Regions from separate parts of the Homo sapiens genome. Here all the other regions are linked to region 1. The links are chromatin loops, found by intact Hi-C in ENCODE. Cell type or tissue: heart right ventricle. All regions are shown on one strand. Each heading gives the region's core, and the rest is flanking DNA. Links, peaks and the distances in the headings are about the cores only. Region 1 has its middle 9.0 kb from the start of KCNN3. Region 2 holds the start of LOC124904428 (a long non-coding RNA gene). Region 3 overlaps SHE (Src homology 2 domain containing E).

Region 1 (5,732 bases), core at 313-5,312:
TGATTTTAATTGACACCATAAGCTCCTTGGTGACAGGAGCTTATGGTATAAATTGGAAAACACACACACACACAAAACACTGCACTTCACGCTGCACCCAAATTGTGTGTTGAATACATAAGCAGGTAAGAGGGTGAGTGAGTTTAGCCTGACTGAGAGTTTGGGCACTTTGACCCAGGACACATTACTTGCCCCTTACTTGCCCGGCTGGCCACCAGGAATGCCAACTGGTAAGTGTAGGCCTTCTGTCCACACTTCTTTCCTGAGAGTCCCTGGATGTCTAGACCCTGGGTGAAGCCTCTTATAATGAATGCCCACCTAACCCCTGCCCCTGCAAGCCATGATCTGAGGAGCAAGGTAGGACTACAGCATGTCACCTGTCCCCTGGCCACGCACCAACAACTCTCAGCCACCTATGGGTGCCAAGGAGTCTTCAGCTTCACACAGGCTCCTCCCCATACTCTGCTTTGCTAAAGAAAAACTGGAGCTCTTTTGCATCATCTGAGTGTCAAGGTAAAGGGGACATACGGCCTGACTCCCTACACTTGGAGCATTTACTGAGGGCCAACTGTGGGCATTCATGGTTCCAACACGCCAGGGAGTAAAGTTAGTATGCCCATTCTATAGATGAAGAAACTGAGTCAAATTTCAGAGAAGGTTAACTGGCCTGCTCTTGTTCACAGTGGGAGGGGAGAGTCCAAGCCATGAGCCACACAGGTCTATGCGCTCTGAGAGGTCACAACCTCTCCACTCAGCCTCTGCTACTGAACTTCATTGCTTTCCAGAGAAAGTATCCCTCCTGCCCACCACTCCCACCCAGGTCCTCCATGAAACCCCCTCTAACAACAGGAGTGGGAAAAGGTTTCAAAAGAGCAGCTCCATGGAGATCTGTCTGGACAAAGGTTGGTGATTCTGCTTCTAAAACTCTGCAGAGGCCAGGATGGCCCTAACATGGAGAGAAGACAGTGGAGTGGCCAGGCCAGGCCAGGCACCAGAGCAGTCTTGGGCTGGGAATCGGTCCATCTGATTCCGAGTTGCCATTTTCCTGCCAGGGACCATGACGAGCAAGGTGCGCCCCTCTGAGCCTGTGAAACTGGGATCGTTCACACCTCCTGCACAGTTGTCTTGTGAAAACTGAGATACATTTTAAAATGTGTCTCCTGACCCCTTCTCTGAGGCTTTGGTGTAGGAACTTGTTGTTCTAACCAGATGAGTCAGTCCGGATGGGAACGTTTATTTACTTGAGGGAGTCAAAGGTCGAATGGAAGGTGCTGATACCGTGTCTGGAAAGAAGGCATGGGAAATGGGCACAGGTTGCCAACATTCTGTCACCAAGATGCCTGCCGGGCTCACAGGGAGCCAGTGGAGGTGCATACTTTGCACACGGTGAAGTGCTGCCGACGTGCACTGGCCAGTACAAGAGAGGGGTCTGTGCAGACCCCTGACTGACAAGGGCTCAGCATGGAAGCCTCGGCCCCAGAGTCTGGGTAGGTCCACTGTCTGCATGGGGCCGACTCGGTAGAGAGAGCCATCACTTGCCATCCTGGGTGCGTGTGTCCTGCCCAGCCCCACACTGTGGTGTAGGTGATGACACCCACCCCCACTGGAGACTTGGCTCCACAGGGTGGGATTTGCGTCTATTTTATTCACTGCTATAACCCCAGTGCCCAAAACAGGGCCTGTCATAGAGCATGTTCTCAATTCAGATTTGCTGAATAAATCAGCTTCCTGGCCCCAGTCTCAAACGACTCACAGAAAATAAAAACTCTAACAGTTTCCGGGGAGAGGGGAGAGATACCATTAGGAGATATACCTAATGCTAAATGACGAATTAATGGGTGCAGCACACCAACATGGCACATGTATACATATGTAACAAACCTGCACGTTGTACACATGTACCCTAAAACTTAAAGTATAATAATAATTTAAAAAAAAAAAAACTCTAACAGTTTCCCAAATGCAGAACAGGCACCTGAGCAGCAGCCCAAGGGAGGGCCCAGACCGGAGCAGCCATGGATTCCTAGCAGGGAAGAAGGCGGCCAGTGTCTCGTGGGCCTGGATGGATGTCTCTCCCACAGGGAGGGCAGTGAGGGACGAGCAGGGCCGGCTGGCAGTTGAGGCCACAGCCCCCTGAGCCAGCCCCTCCCTGGACCCCAGGTGGCCAGTAGCAGATCCCCGCCCCGCCCTGGCTCTGAGATTGCGGTCCGAGCTGGTCAGTGCTCACCCATGGGGATGGGGGCAGAGCAACCTGTGGCGGGTTTGTGAGGAGTGTGGCGGCCTCTGCTGGTGGCGTATGCACATAGCTTCGCACTCCAGGCACCTTGGGAGATGCGAGGGAGCCCCCAGACAGCATCTGAACCCCGGCCTCAGCTTTCTGCTTCCTTCCATGGAGGCCCAGGGACTGGATCTGGTGCCAGAATCAACTTCTGTGAATATTTTGCAAAAGTCGCTCTTATTTCCCAGGCTTCCTTGGGTTTTTTCACCATTGGGGAAGAAGAAACCATCTGTTGTCTGTCCCGGGTGAGGGCACCATAAAGCCTTTGAATGAGAGGGCTGGACAGGATGCCAGAGGCGCCTCCAGGCCCACCACCCTATTAGCAAGAGAAGACCTCCGGAGATGGGAGGGGACTTGCCTGTACTCATTCGTGAGTCAGGCACAAAGCCGGGACTCGAGCCCGGCCTCCGCGATGGTCCCCTTCAACTGGTCCATCATCTCTCGGTTGCTATGGGGCATCCACCAACACAGCTCCACTCCCGGTTGCTGCTGTGAAACGAGGGAAGAAGCCCCCTCTCCCCTCAGCACAGCCACCAGGCACAGTCAGGAGCTGCAACCTGGGTGCCCAGCCCTCTGACAGGAATCCTGCAGAAGGCCAGGCCCCTCTCCTGCCTCCCGCCCTTGTTTTGCCTCCCTTCGCTCCTGGGAAAGGTGGCAGCCGGAGGGTTGCTATGGACACCGCAGTCGGGCTCTCCCTCCGCAGTAATAATCCGAAGATGCCCTCCCTGCTGGAGTCCAAGTCTCTAATTGCCGAGCCTCAGAGGCAGTGATGCTGCCGCACAGGAAGTACTGGGCAGCTGGAGAACCCAAGGATTAGATGGGCTGAGAAGGGAAAGAGAGAGTGACAAGATGGAAATCACCTGAAATTGGAAGCAACAAGCTTGACCTATGTAGGTAGATTGACAAAACCAATGTCGATTTAGCCAGAATTAGAAAAGCAATAGCGTCTTAACAGGCCCCCCATCAAATCGGACACCTAATCACTGTGGCCAGCGTCTCTCAGGTGGGATGCTGAGTGGAAAAGGAGGGAGAGGAGAGGCGCCACAGCTGTGTACATGGGCAGTGACTGCAGGAAAGACCTTGACAGCCATTTTGCTCTAATTTGAGAACCACAGGTCCAGGACTTTTCTGAGCTGGATTCCTGGCCACTCTGCTGCCTTGAGGCAGAAGCACCCTGGCTCCCCACTGCCACACAGGCCCCCTTGTTTGTCCCGACTGGGAAACCAGATCATTATCACCACTGCTAGTCTCCCCACCATGAAAACAGAGCATGCTCCTTACCAGGGTCTCTGCCATGAGACCAGGGCATACCACCTCCATGAGCAGCCTCTCCAGGGGATCAGGACACTGTCACTGCTGTTCTGTCCCCACCATTAGACCAGAACTTTTCCTTCACTGTTGGGCTCCCCACCTTGAAATCAGAGCATTGTCACCTCTATTCATGTGACACCCCACCTACCCACCTACACATCAGACCAAGTCACCAAGGCCACAAGACTTTACACAGCCACAGACATAGGTCCAATGTGGAGCATCCAAACCAAAGATCACATGCTACTGGGCAGAGCAAAGTTGGTCTCACCTCCAGAGCCCGCAGGGCCACACAAACCTTTATAGAGAGGGCACAGAGGGAAGTGCGCTAGGCCCTGCAATTCACCCCACATGTCTGTGGCCACTGGGTTTGCCTTCTGGAGGCTGTGCTTGTCTCACGCAGACCCTAACGCCTGGTGACATTGGGGCATAGCCATGAGGAGGACAAAGTTAGATTTGCTCCACCCTGACCACCAGCAGAGAATCCCCCCTGCCACGTGCATCAACCCTGGAGGAAATGTGAATGAACTAGGGAAGCCCACCTCCATCCCAGAGATCCTTGGGATAGATATAGACACACACACACACGTATATATAGACACACATACATACACATACATATAGATACCTACACACACGTATATGTGTATATCCATGTGGACACATATATATATATTTATACATAAAGAGAAAGGGAGAGATGGAGGGCAGGATGGAAGGCTTCTCTAAATCCTTCAATCTACCACTGTCTCTCTCAGTGAGGCAGTTTTTATCATCCCAATTTACAAAGAAAAACTGACCCAGAGAGGCCTAGGGACTTGCCCAGGATGAAATAACTGAGTTTCAGATTCCAAGGCCCAGCACCCTCGTCTTGGCTCTCTTCCCATCTGGTGTTTGAAAGTCACGCCTCAGAATGGGAATGGATGAGGCTGCACATCTGAGAGAGAATGGATGCCAAATAGAAGCCATTATTCTAACCAGGGAGCTTTTTCCTACAATTTAAGAAACCTCGCCTCCTCTGATTATTTCCGAAATTGTGTTCCCAGGGCCGATTTTATGACAGAGTGCTGCTGTGGCAATCCCTGTGGCCCAACACAGGAACTCCTGGGAGACCTGGCGAGTGCTAATCCTCCTTTCTTAGCACACTATCTTCTCCTCCGGCAAACCCAGTGATTAAGCCTCCTGGTAGCCCCAGGAACTGGCACATGTGAGCCTCAGAGAGTAAGAAAGGCCAGTGGCTTCCTACTTACTTCTTGCTACTTCCATTATAGAAGCTTCTGAGCCCACCAGGAGGGCTAGAGAAGGAAAAGGAAAAAGGGTGGGAGCCCGCCCTCGCAGCCCCTAACATCTTACTACCGCAGTTCCTAGCAGTGTGAGCTTTAACTGTGATCAGCAGGGCGCACACTTCTGCATCTCCTGACTAGGGCCAAGTAAGCTGTCAACTCCCCCTTGCCCAATGGAGAAGTTTTGGGTCATCCAGTGTCCTCAGACCCAAGGATCTCAGCTGATCGAACGAGCTTCTGGCCGTAGAGAGAAAGGACAAGATAGCAAGAAATCCTGAGAGACCTGAACCCTGGGTCTGAGACTGCAGGAAGTTGATTTGTGTAGTACTGGTACCAAGGCAGAAATTGTCCAGAAGAACAGATTGCCAGAGACAAGCAGGCAGCCAGTATCTCCTACTCCAGATTAGACAAGTTCTAGCTGAAAAGATCTGCTCTCCCTGTGAAGTGTAGTTGTGAAGAGGTTGGCATGGTGCTAGGCAGGTGCCTGATGAAGGTTCATTTCCTTCTCTCCTCACTTTTCATCCCTCTCATATGAAGGGGTTTCACGGACCGAGAAGGGGTCTTGGATCAGAACTCTAAAAGCTTTAAATTCGAGGAATACAATTAACCTTAGTCCAGCCATTGCTCAGGAAAGGGAGAGGGAGGCACCCTGGTTTCCAGGAATGTGTGGCATGTAGGAAGGAGCTCTGGGCTCACGTGAAGTTAGCTGCGCCCTGGCTGGCCTGGGCAGGGCCCATCTGAGGACAGGAGCCCAGTGTCTCTGGTGCTCACTATCACCTGCAGGATCCTGCGCCTTCTTGTCTTTGACCTCCTGAAGAGCTTGGAGGGATTAAAGTCAAACTAACCTAAGGGATGGACAG
Region 2 (5,732 bases), core at 425-5,424, 210 kb before region 1:
TTAAGAGCTAAGATGGAGTTAACATGTCTTCAATTCCAGGAAATTCTTGCCCAAGAAGATGAAGTGGCAAATTTATCGCAATATAGACAACTCAGCTGGCCTTCATCAGGTTAATAGCCTGCTTCTCAGAGCAGGAGGTCACTCAACTGGCTTATCAAAGGGCTGTTTACTCCTCAAGGCTGGCTTCAAAACCCTCGCCTCCCTGTATCCACCAATCCTAAACTATTATATTAATATCATGAATTTTGCTCAATCGCAGTCATCCCCCTGCCCCAGGCCCCTGCCTTGAAAGACCCACTTTAACCCAGACCCTCTAACCCATGTGAATATCCCACCCATGATCTCCTCCTGAGACACTACTAAGGCTGTCAAGGTAGTAGTCTTCCTTGCCCCATTAAACAATACATTTAGCTTTGCTGATAAACAAGTTTCTTCTATGATCTCTTTGGGGAAGGAGCAGCTGACACATATTATACTCTCAAAAGTATATAGTTTGGATGATAAATTAAATGATTCCTATTGTTGTAAATTATATGTTAACATATTAATATGTAATATTTATTGTTCTCATTTAATCCTCACAATAATCCTATGAGCTAGGTATTATTATACTAGCATTGTACAGATATGAAAATTAAGGCACAGAGAACTTAAGTAACTTACCCAAAATCATGTAACTACTAAGGGGAAGAGGTTGGATTACAATCCAAATAATCTGACTCCAGAGCTGATACTCATTTTTAAAAAATAGTTTTACTGTTAATCTTAAAATCACAAATTTACAGAAAAGTTGCAAGGATTGTATGAAGAAATCCACCACAGGCCTGGCATGGTGGCTCATGCCTGTAATCCCAGCACTTTGGGAGGCAGAGGCGGGTGGATCATCTGAGGTCAGGAGTTCGAGACCAGCCTGGCCAACATGGTGAAACCCCGCCTCTACTAAATAAAAATACAAAAATTAGCACCTGTAATCCTAGCTACTTGGGAGGCTGAGGCAGGAGAATTGTTTGAACCCAGGAGGTGGAGATTGCAGTGGGCTGAGATCACGCCACTGCACACTCCAGCCTGGGCAACAGAATGAGACTCTGTCTCAAAAAAAAAAAGAACTCCACTACCAAAATCACTGGAGAGTAAGTTCTCAACCTGATGTCCCTTTACCCCCAAATACTTTAGTGTGTGATTCCTACGAACAAGGTCACTCTCCTATGTGACCCTACTCCAGCCATCACCATGAGAAACTTGATATTGATATGTAACTACTTATAGCCCTCAGATCCTATTCAAGTGTTGCCAGTTGTTCCAATAATGGTCTTTACAGTAGAAGAATCCAGTGCAGAATCACATGTTGCATTTAGTCCTAAGTGTCTTTACTTTCTTTCAGTCTGGAACAGTTCCTCAGGTTTTCCTTAACTTTCATGACTTTGACACTTTTGAAGATTACAGGCTATTTTGTAAAATGTCCCTCACTTTGAGTTTGTCAGCTGTCTCTCCATGATTAGATTCAGCTTATAATCTCTGAGAGGAGCATCACAGAAGTGGTACTGTGTCCCCATCACATTCCATCAGGTGGAACAAGATTCTGATTTGTTCCATTATTGATAACGTCTGCTCTGATCACTTGATTTAGGTGGTGTCTCCCAAGGCTTTTCACTGTAAAGTTACTCTTACTCCCTTTGTAATTAATCTTTTGCAGAGCAGTATTCCAAAACTACGTAAATAACCTATTCTTCATCAAACTTTCTATTTACTTATTTAATTGATTTGTATCACTTTAGACTCACATTTCCTATTCATTCAATGGGTTGCTATCTGTTATTACTTCATTACTTATTTTTGTTTTATTTTATTTATTTATTTATTTTGCTCTGTTGCCCAGGCCGGAGTGCAGTGGCATCATCTCGGCACACCACAATCTCTGCCTCCCAGGTTCAAGTGATCCTCCCACCTCAGCCTCCCAAGTAACTGGGATTACAGGCACATGCCACCAGGCCTGGCTAATTTTTTGTATTTTTGGTAGAGACAGGGTTTTACCATGTTGCCCAGGCTGGTCTCCAACTCCTGAGCTTAAGCAATCTGCCCACCTTGGCCTCCTAAAGTGCTGGGATTACAGGCACGAACCACCATGTCTGGCCTACTTGATTACTTGTTTTGATAACTTAATTGTTCTAGATTTGGCCACTGAGTGTGCCTGCAAACTGGCTTCCATATGATTTTGACATGCTCCATCATTGTTTTCTTTTCTTTTCTTTTTTTTAGACTGAGTCTCACTCTTGTTGCTCAGGCTGGAGTGCAGTGGTGAGATCTCAGCTCATTGCAACCTCTGCCTCCTGGATTCAAGCGATTCTCCTGCCTCAGCCTCCCAAGTAGCTGGGATTACAGATGCTCGCCACCATGCCCAGCTAATTTTTGTACTTTTAATAGAGATGGGGTTTCACCATGTTGGCCAGGCTGGTCTGGAACTCCTGACCTCAGGTGATCCGCCCTCCTCGACCTCCCAGAGTGCGGGGATTATAGGTGTGAGCCACCATGCCCTGCCACTCCAACATTGTTTTAAGCAATTTCTTGTTTTGGTAGGTGAATAAATATTTTTTACTTATATGAAAGGCCGAATTAGGTGTATATATAGAATTTAAGTTAATTGCATTTGCTCAAAGGATGGTATTTTGTGTTAAAATGAAATATCCTCCCAGAATTTTAAATCATGCAGCATGAACAGACATAAATGACAGCACCTATTTCTCAATGGGAGCTCTCACAGAGCGTCTGTTACAGCAAGAGAAATGAATTGGTTCCATGTTTTCTCCATTAGAAGACTATAATTAGAAACTGAGTCTTTGAATAGCATTTTTATCACCCTTAATTTTCAGTTTCTCATTTAAAAAATCCGTATATTTGTTGTTCTGTGAAAAATGTATTAATAGCTCTGCAAATGCTCCACTGCCCTTAGGAAAAAGATTGTATATTTAAATAGTCTTGGCTGGGCGTAGTGGCTCACACTTGTAATCCCAGCATTTTGGGAGGACACGGTGAGAGGATCACTTGAGCCCAGGAATTTGAGACCAGCCTGGGCAATATAGTGAGACTCTGCTTCTACAAAAAAAAAAAAAAAAGTCCTTTCAGGCACTTGAGATTGAGCACCTCCCCGCTCTGGCCTCTGCACTGGGGACGTACTCATCTGCATGCAAGCTCATCTCCGCTATCCTGTAGCGAGCACCTCGGGGTATGGCCTTTATACCTGCCTGGACCCCTCTTTGGGCCTGGTGTGCTCCAGATGCCTGGTAAGTGCTAATTGGACAGACTGGGTGGCCATGCACTGTGTCTCACTTCTGCCCACAGGATGGCAGCATTTGCTCAGAGCTCTGGCCCCACTAGGTGCTTGACTCTGGGAGTTCGTAAGACCTGGTTTCTTCCTGAAATGAAAACAGTGCTTTAGGTCTCTTCCTATGAAGGAACCCTCCATAAACTAATAGACAGTGTTATTTGCCCACCCCCTCTTCAATGTGCTTCGTGGAAAATGACATCTTTGAGGTGAATGACATGATGTTTTTGGACTATAGGCATCCATCCTCAAAGGGCTATCTAGCTCCAGAGTTGGTGTTAGCTAAAACTGAGCAAGCAGGCTGAACTCAGCAGCTCATTTTGTGTACAAGTCATTTAATGCAGAGAATTACTAGTTTTATTTAAAGATAATAGAGGAAAAAGGAACTATTAAGCACTTGCTGTATGCTATATGTTTTAAACCAGGGGTTCTCAAATTGAGTGGGCATCAGAATCACCTACAGGGACTGGTTAAAACAGACTGGCTTGGCACGGTGGCTCACACCTATAATCCCAGATACTCAGGAGGCCGAGGCAGGAGGATCACTCAACGCCAGAAGTTGGAGATCAGCCTGGCCAACAGAGTGAGACCATTGTCTGTACAAAAACTTAAGAAATTAGCCGAGCATTGTGGCATACGCCTGTAGTCCCAGATACTCAAGAGGCATGGGTAAGAGGACTGCTTGAGCCTAGGAGGTTGAGGCTATAGTAAGAGACGATTGCACTGAGAGGTAACAGCGTGCTGGCAGTCCTCACAGCCTTCGCTTGCTCTCGACGCCTCCTCTGCCTGGGCTCCCACTTTGGCAGCACTTGAGGAGCACTTCAGCCCACCGCTGCACTGTGGGGGCCCCTTTCTGGGCTGGCCAAGGCCGGAGCCGGCTCCCTCAGCTTGCAGGGAGGTGTGGAGGGAGAGGTGCGAGTGGGAACCAGGGCTGCGCCTGGCGCTTGCGGGCCATCTGGAGTTCCGGGTGGGCGTGGGCTTGGCGGGCCCCACACTCGGAGCAGCCGGCCGGCCCTGCCAGCCCCGGGCAATGAGGGGCTTAGCACCTGGGCCAGCGGCTGCGGAGGGTGTACTGGGTCCCCCAGCAGTGCCAGCCCGCTGGCGCTGCGCTCGATTTCTCACCGGGCCTTAGCTGCCTTCCCACGGGGCAGGGCTCGGGACCGGCAGCCCATCATGCCTGAGCCTCCCACCCCCTCCATGGGCTCCCAAGCCTCCCCGGTGTGTCCGGAGCCTCCCCGATGAGCACCGCCCCCTGCTCCATGGTGCCCAGTTCCATCGACCACCCAAGGGCTGGGGAGTGTGGGCGCACAGCATGGGACTGGCAGGCAGCTCCACCTGCAGCCCTGATGTGGGATCCACTGGGTGAAGCCAGCTGGGCTCCTAAGTCTGGTGGGGACGTGGAGAACCTTTATGTCTAGCCCAGGGATTGTAAATACAGCAATCGGCACTCTGTATCTAGCTCAAGGTTTGTAAACACACCAATCAGCACCCTGTGTCTAGCTCAGGGTTTGTGAATGCACCAATCCACACTCTGTATCTAGCTACTCTGGTGGGGACTTGGAGAACCTTTGTGTGGACACTCTGTATCTAGCCCATCTAGTGGGGAGGTGGAGAAACTTTGTGTCTAGCTCTGGGATTGTAAATGCACCAATCAGTGCCCTGTCAAAACAGACCACTTGGCTCTACCAATCAGCAGGATGTGGGTGGGGCCAGATGAGAGAATAAAAGCAGGCTGCCGGAGCCAGCAGTGGTAACCCGCTGGGGTCCCCTTCTACACTGTGGAAGCTTTGTTCTTTGCAATAAATCTTGCTACTGCTTACTCTTTGGGTCCACATTGCTTTTATGAGCTATAACACTCACCGCGAAGGTCTGCAGCTACACTCCTGAAGCTAGCGAGACCATGAGCCCACTGGGAGGAAAAAACAACTCCAGACGCGCTGCCTTAAGAGCTGTAACACTCACCGCGAAGGTCTGCAGCTTCACTCCTGAGCCAGCGAGACCACGAACCCAACAGAAGGAAAAATCTCCGAACACATCCAAACATCAGAAGGAACAAACTCCAGTGCGCCACCTTAAGAGCTGTAACACTCACCACGAGGGTCCGCGGCTTCATTCCTGAAGTCAGTGAGACCAAGAACCCGCCAATTCCAGACACGTTTTGGCAACCCAGATGGGACTTTCGCCTATCGCCAAGTGGTGAGACAATCGCCGAGCAGTGAGACCATCGCCTATTGCTGAGCAGTGAGTACCATCGGACCCCTTTCACTTGCTATTCTGTCCTGTCTTTCCTTAGAATTTGGGGGCTAAATACCGGGCACCTGTTGGCCAGTTAAAAGCGACTAGCATGGCCGCCGGACTAAAGACATGGGTGTCAGGCTTTCTGGGAAAGGGCTCTCTAACAACCCCTGACTCT
Region 3 (5,000 bases), core at 1-5,000, 400 kb before region 1:
GAAAAGAAAAGAAAACTCTGCACTCATTAAACAACTCCCCATTTCCTCCTTCCCCAGCCCCTGGCAACTACCATTCTACTTTCTATGAATTTGACTACTCTGGGTACCTCATGTAAGTGGAATCATACAGTATTTGTCTTTTTGTGACTGACGGGTTTCACTCAGCGTAATGGTCTGTGTCAGGATTCCCTTCCTTGTTGAGGCTGAATGATACTCTGCTGTATTGCCAGCGTCAGTTATGGGAGTAGCAAGATAATGAAGCACACCCTGCCCAGTGGCTTCCAGAAGTTCCTGGTCTACAAGGTCAAGGAGCCGGAATGAAGCGCTGCTGATGTGCAACAAATTATACTGAGCTGAGATTGCTCACAATGTTTCCTCCAGAACCACAAGGCCACTGTGGAGCGAGCAGCCCCGTGGGCCATCAGTCACCACTCCCAAGGCCAGGCTGTGCAGCGAAGAAAATGAACAGACAACTCAGTCTATGTTTTGTTTTTAAATGAAATCATAAAAAGTGCAAAAAAAAAAAAAAAAAAAACACTCTAGAGTGAGACCTGGGCCGCAATCTGGGCTCTACCACTTACTATGACTGACCCAAGACAAGTTATTTCATCATTCTAAGCACCCGTGTTTTTATCTGAAAAACAAGGTTCCCACCTGGCTGAGTTGTGGCAGATTAAATGAGATGCTGTATGATGAAAAGCATTTGTTCAGCAGCACACCTGGTGCGGAAAAAGAGTCTATTCTCACTACTTACATCTTGGCCTTTCACAGGGTCAGAATCCAACATTCAACACTCAAACCCTGGGTGCTTGTAAACACGTGTTCAATCTGAATTCTGAAAACCATTACTCTAATTGCTCGGGTGGTGGGTGGCGGGAGCATTTCTTAATGCAAACTTCCTCTTCTCTTAAACACAGATGGGTTAAAACAATAGGCACTTGTTCCACCTGGTGGCAACTTACATAAATGTTTAATGGAAGTTAAAAACTTGAAACCATGTTAGGAATTTTGGAGGGGAAAACTTTTTGATAGCAGACTCAACAGTATGCCCTTCTAGGACCTGACGTGAATTTATTTGTGCATTTCCAAATAGGAGCTTCCAACAGGGCTTCTCCACCATTGGCTGTGTATCCAAATCACCTGGTACAATTTTTTTTTAAAATAGGTTTTTGAACTTTGCAACAGACTTAGGGCATCCCACAGATGGCATGGGACATTTGTATTAATAACAAACTGATAAAAACAGAAGCAGAGCCCAAATCTTCTATCTAGTGAGGGATGAGAACCAGTGCACTAACTTTCGACTCAGGAAGAGATGGGCCAGGAAATGGCAGTAAAACATCACTGTATTACTATTTTACTTGGGAAGAAAAACATAATAGAAGGACTCTAAATGTGAACAGAGTAAATAAAAGATAGAATCTGCTGGTTATGTTCCATCATGGTGTTTCTATATTTCATTAATGGTGACTGCAAATGAAACTCTGCTGTAGCTCTTACCATGGGAAGTATTTTTCTGAAGGAAGATGATTCTCAGAGCTAACTGAATTAAGCAAAACCACTGTAGTTTTCTTGGAATAATGTTTATTTAAAGTTACATTTCAGAGGAAACTATCTTCAGGAGGGCATGAAGCCTATATTGGCTACTGCAAAACAACCAGAAGTTTTATAAAATATTTCTGATTTAAATTACTAAGGCACTATAGATAGACACCTATATTACATACAATCTTCAAACATTTTTAAAAGTTGAAACTATGTATTAGTTGATATCTAAAATATTAAAGCCCCTGACAAACTGAACGGCTAAGAACTTGACAAAATGAGACGCCTGTTTCAATGATTCTGTTGCCAGCATATTAATTAAAATACAATTTGAGATTCTAAATTACACGATCCAGCCTTAGTCCAGGGACCTTGTGATGATAGTTGTATTAGACTTCAAAACACCCTTTCCGCAGGAAAGGGCATTTTTCAAGATGGCAACTGCTGTGTCATCATTTTCCCTTTTCTGGACTGTATCAGAAATCCTTCAGAAAGCCCTACCCTTAAATGCACAGCTGCTTTTCCCAACTGCAGTTTTCTCTTTTCCCATTAGATGGCAGTAACGCACCATCTCTCTTCACACAGGGTCAGCGGTGGAGGGTAAGTTGAACAGAAGGCCCACTGCACAGCAGGCCAAGTTTCTCTAGTCCACGTTAGTGGGGCACAAAAATTGGAAATGAGAATACAGAAGAGTGATTCTAACCAGGTCATAAGGCCAAACTAGTGCTAGTTATGGAAAAATAGGAGACAACTAGTGAACGAGAGATCTGTGAAGGGTTTCAGTGCAATCCTGCTGAGTGTCAAGGGGTGCGGGGAAGGGAAATGAAATCGACATCACTGCACTCCCTAAACCCTGGAAGGAGGGAGAAACAAGGGGCTAACCTTTGACTGAAAAAGGGCATCTGACAGAACAGAAACTAACCCCACTTAACCCGCAACTGAAGAATGCCTCACAGTTATTCTTCTGAATATCAAGATGCATCCAGTAACAACAGCCAATAACAGACTAGTAACAGAGTTACATAATCCAATTAACAAATTAGGACAATTTCCCACCACCTGCCTCAAAAACTCCTGGCTGCCCCTATCAGCTACCTGCCCACCTCCCCATCCTGCGGCAGAGGCTAGTACACAAATACCAATTCTGCAAAGTACGGAGACTTCCAACAGCAAAGAATAAAGGCTTTCTAAAATGCTTAAGAAAGTGCTTTGAATAACTTAAAATGACACTTCTGCCCCCAACAGAGAGTAGATATATCAATATTTACCTTTTTGTATACATATTAACACTTCTCCATTATTTTATTCCTAGCTTAAATACACACAAGGCCAGTGGTTTGCAGGCCATCCTGAGATACAACTATGGTATCAAAGTAAATAGCAAGGTCCTTTACTCTCTCTTCTTATAGGCCTGAAACTAACCAACTGAACTTGTCCAGTCATCGCAAGCAAGTATTTTTTTTAAAGAAGGTGTGATCAAGAAGAACACTGACACAGCTCTATGGATGCTAAATTCAAGGCAAATTCACTGAAAGACATTCTTCTCACCAGAGAATATCCTGGGAGATGGAATAACTCGAAGGAATGAGGACTACAGGAAAATACTTGTCTCAAGACAAAATGACAAAAAGCCAGAGCATTCAGAGCTCAGAGAACATGTCACAGAGCTTCAGATCAGCTGGCCATGGAGGTTTAACAAGGAAGCCATTAGGGACACCCTGCTGGGCCTAATTGTTTTTAGAACATATGGAACTTTGTGCCACCACACAGCTGTGAACTCCCTGGCTTTTGTCAGCTTGTGTCACAACCTCAAGAAGAAAATAGCTCACTAACGCCCCCACCTCTGACTTCCCACTAATTTACTATATTTCTTCTTATAACCTCCTGTACAACTGTAAAGCAACTGGACAATATGTAAACTCTGCCTCTCCTCTACTTTTAATTCTATAAAGAATATAGTATGACTTGTCACAGAGAAACAGTATAGAAGAAGCATAATACTGGGCATATGACAGAAGCTCAATAAATACTTAATGTATCTGGCCTGTTTTCAAGATGTTATTTCATTATACATTCATCACAGTTGCTGGGTATGGGCCAAAAATCATTTAGTGCACAAAGAAAAATTGTATAAAGCTTTTAGCATTTATTAAAATTAGAATAACTGCTGTATTCCCTTTGTAGAATAAGGTTAAGTAAAAACGTTTCATTTCTAGAATGTTAAACTAAAAATAAGTTTAACACAATGAATAATTTGTATAAAGATAATAAATATTTGTTGAATGGATGCTGAAAAAACCTTTTAAAATCTTACACTAAAGATATAGTAAATGAACCAATACACACTGAAAACATTCTATCAGTATCTGAAAAAAACATTCCTTTTGGTTTTTTGTTTGCTTGCTTGTTGAGACAGGGTCTCACTCTGTCACTCAGGCTGGAGTGCAATGGTGCGATCATGGCTCGCTGCAGCCTTGACCTGAGCAGAGGTGATCCACCTACCTCAGCCTCCCGAATAGCTGGAACCACAGGCATCCACCACCAGGCCAGGCTTTTTTTTTTTTTTTTTTTTGAGATGGAGTTTCGCTCTTGTCACCCAGGATGGAGTGCAGTGACATAATCTTGGCTCACTGCAACCTCCACCTCCTGGGCTCAAGTGATTCTCGTGCCTCAGCCTCCCAAGCAGCTGGAACTACAGGTGCCCGCCACCGTGCCCAGCTAATTTTTGTATTTTTACTACAGACAGGGTTTCACCATGTTGGCCAGGCTGGTCTCAAACTCCTGACCTCACGTGATCTGCCTGCCTCAGCCTCCCAAATTGTTGGGATTACGTGCATGAGCCACCGCACCCAGCCTACATTCTTTATTAATAAAATCATTGTGTTCCAGTGAGGAAAAGTTCCTCTTAAATTTTTAAAATCAAAGATCACACAACCTTTTGGCTGAGATCTTATCTGAATAAAGAAGCAAAAATTTACTAACCTCTAAATCTTACAGTCAAATGTAACTAGTAACTACAAAGGTATACTTTCCTAAAAAATTAACCAAATCAACATTTTGTGTGTATTTATAAGCTACAAAGGTTAACTTTTCATTGATGACAGTCAGTACATTTGCATATGGGGCAGTTTTGAGACCCAAATGACCAACCCCAGAATACAGACACATCTGCTGAATTTTAATTCTGGAGCCATTCACCATAGTACTCTTCTCACAGTATGCCATTCCCATGGTTTTTTTCACAGTAAATAAACTGGTGATATAAGCTCATGATAAATCATAAAGATCCTAATACTATGAATCTTAAGTAATGGTATTTAAGAGAAAACCTCTAGGTCTTTTCAAACACTTCTGTATAGTACAAGGCAGTCTGCTTGGTACAGAACGAGAGAATCTTTGTAGGCTTTAGAGACCCAGTTCATATAATCAGATCTTAGGGTTGCATTTTTAAAAAA

The links. Hi-C counts contacts between places; a loop is a spot of excess contacts. Peaks named below come from ENCODE experiments on the same cell type or tissue, not always from the same donor. Only the 100,000 strongest peaks of a DNase experiment are listed, where the experiment ranks them.
Region 2: it touches region 1 in a loop (16-fold over the local background); 95 of 110 quality-filtered maps call a loop at or near these places.
Region 3: a loop joins it to region 1, with 6 times the contacts of the local background. A loop is called at or near these places in 63 of 110 quality-filtered maps.

The regions. Positions count from the first base shown.
Region 1 is chr1:154,876,389-154,882,120 of GRCh38, forward strand. No RefSeq gene overlaps it. Among named protein-coding and RNA genes, the nearest start is that of KCNN3, 9.0 kb to the left of the region's middle. RefSeq lists enhancers at 938-1,523, 2,109-2,693, 2,493-2,542. In heart right ventricle, for the core only: a CTCF peak has its summit at 2,292 (motif pointing left); a DNase peak (open chromatin) is centred at 2,273.
Region 2 is chr1:154,666,525-154,672,256 of GRCh38, forward strand. LOC124904428 (a long non-coding RNA gene) reads left to right here and starts at 5,068. Exons shown (of 2, transcript XR_007066636.1): 1 at 5,068-5,560. In heart right ventricle, for the core only: a CTCF peak has its summit at 3,344 (motif pointing right); a DNase peak (open chromatin) is centred at 3,327.
Region 3 is chr1:154,477,914-154,482,913 of GRCh38, forward strand. It overlaps SHE (Src homology 2 domain containing E), which reads right to left. Exons shown (of 6, transcript NM_001010846.3): 6 at 1,568-5,000. Among named protein-coding and RNA genes, the nearest start is that of TDRD10, 22 kb to the right of the region's middle. In heart right ventricle, for the core only: a CTCF peak has its summit at 2,092 (motif pointing right); a DNase peak (open chromatin) is centred at 2,128; H3K27ac peaks cover 3,203 bases.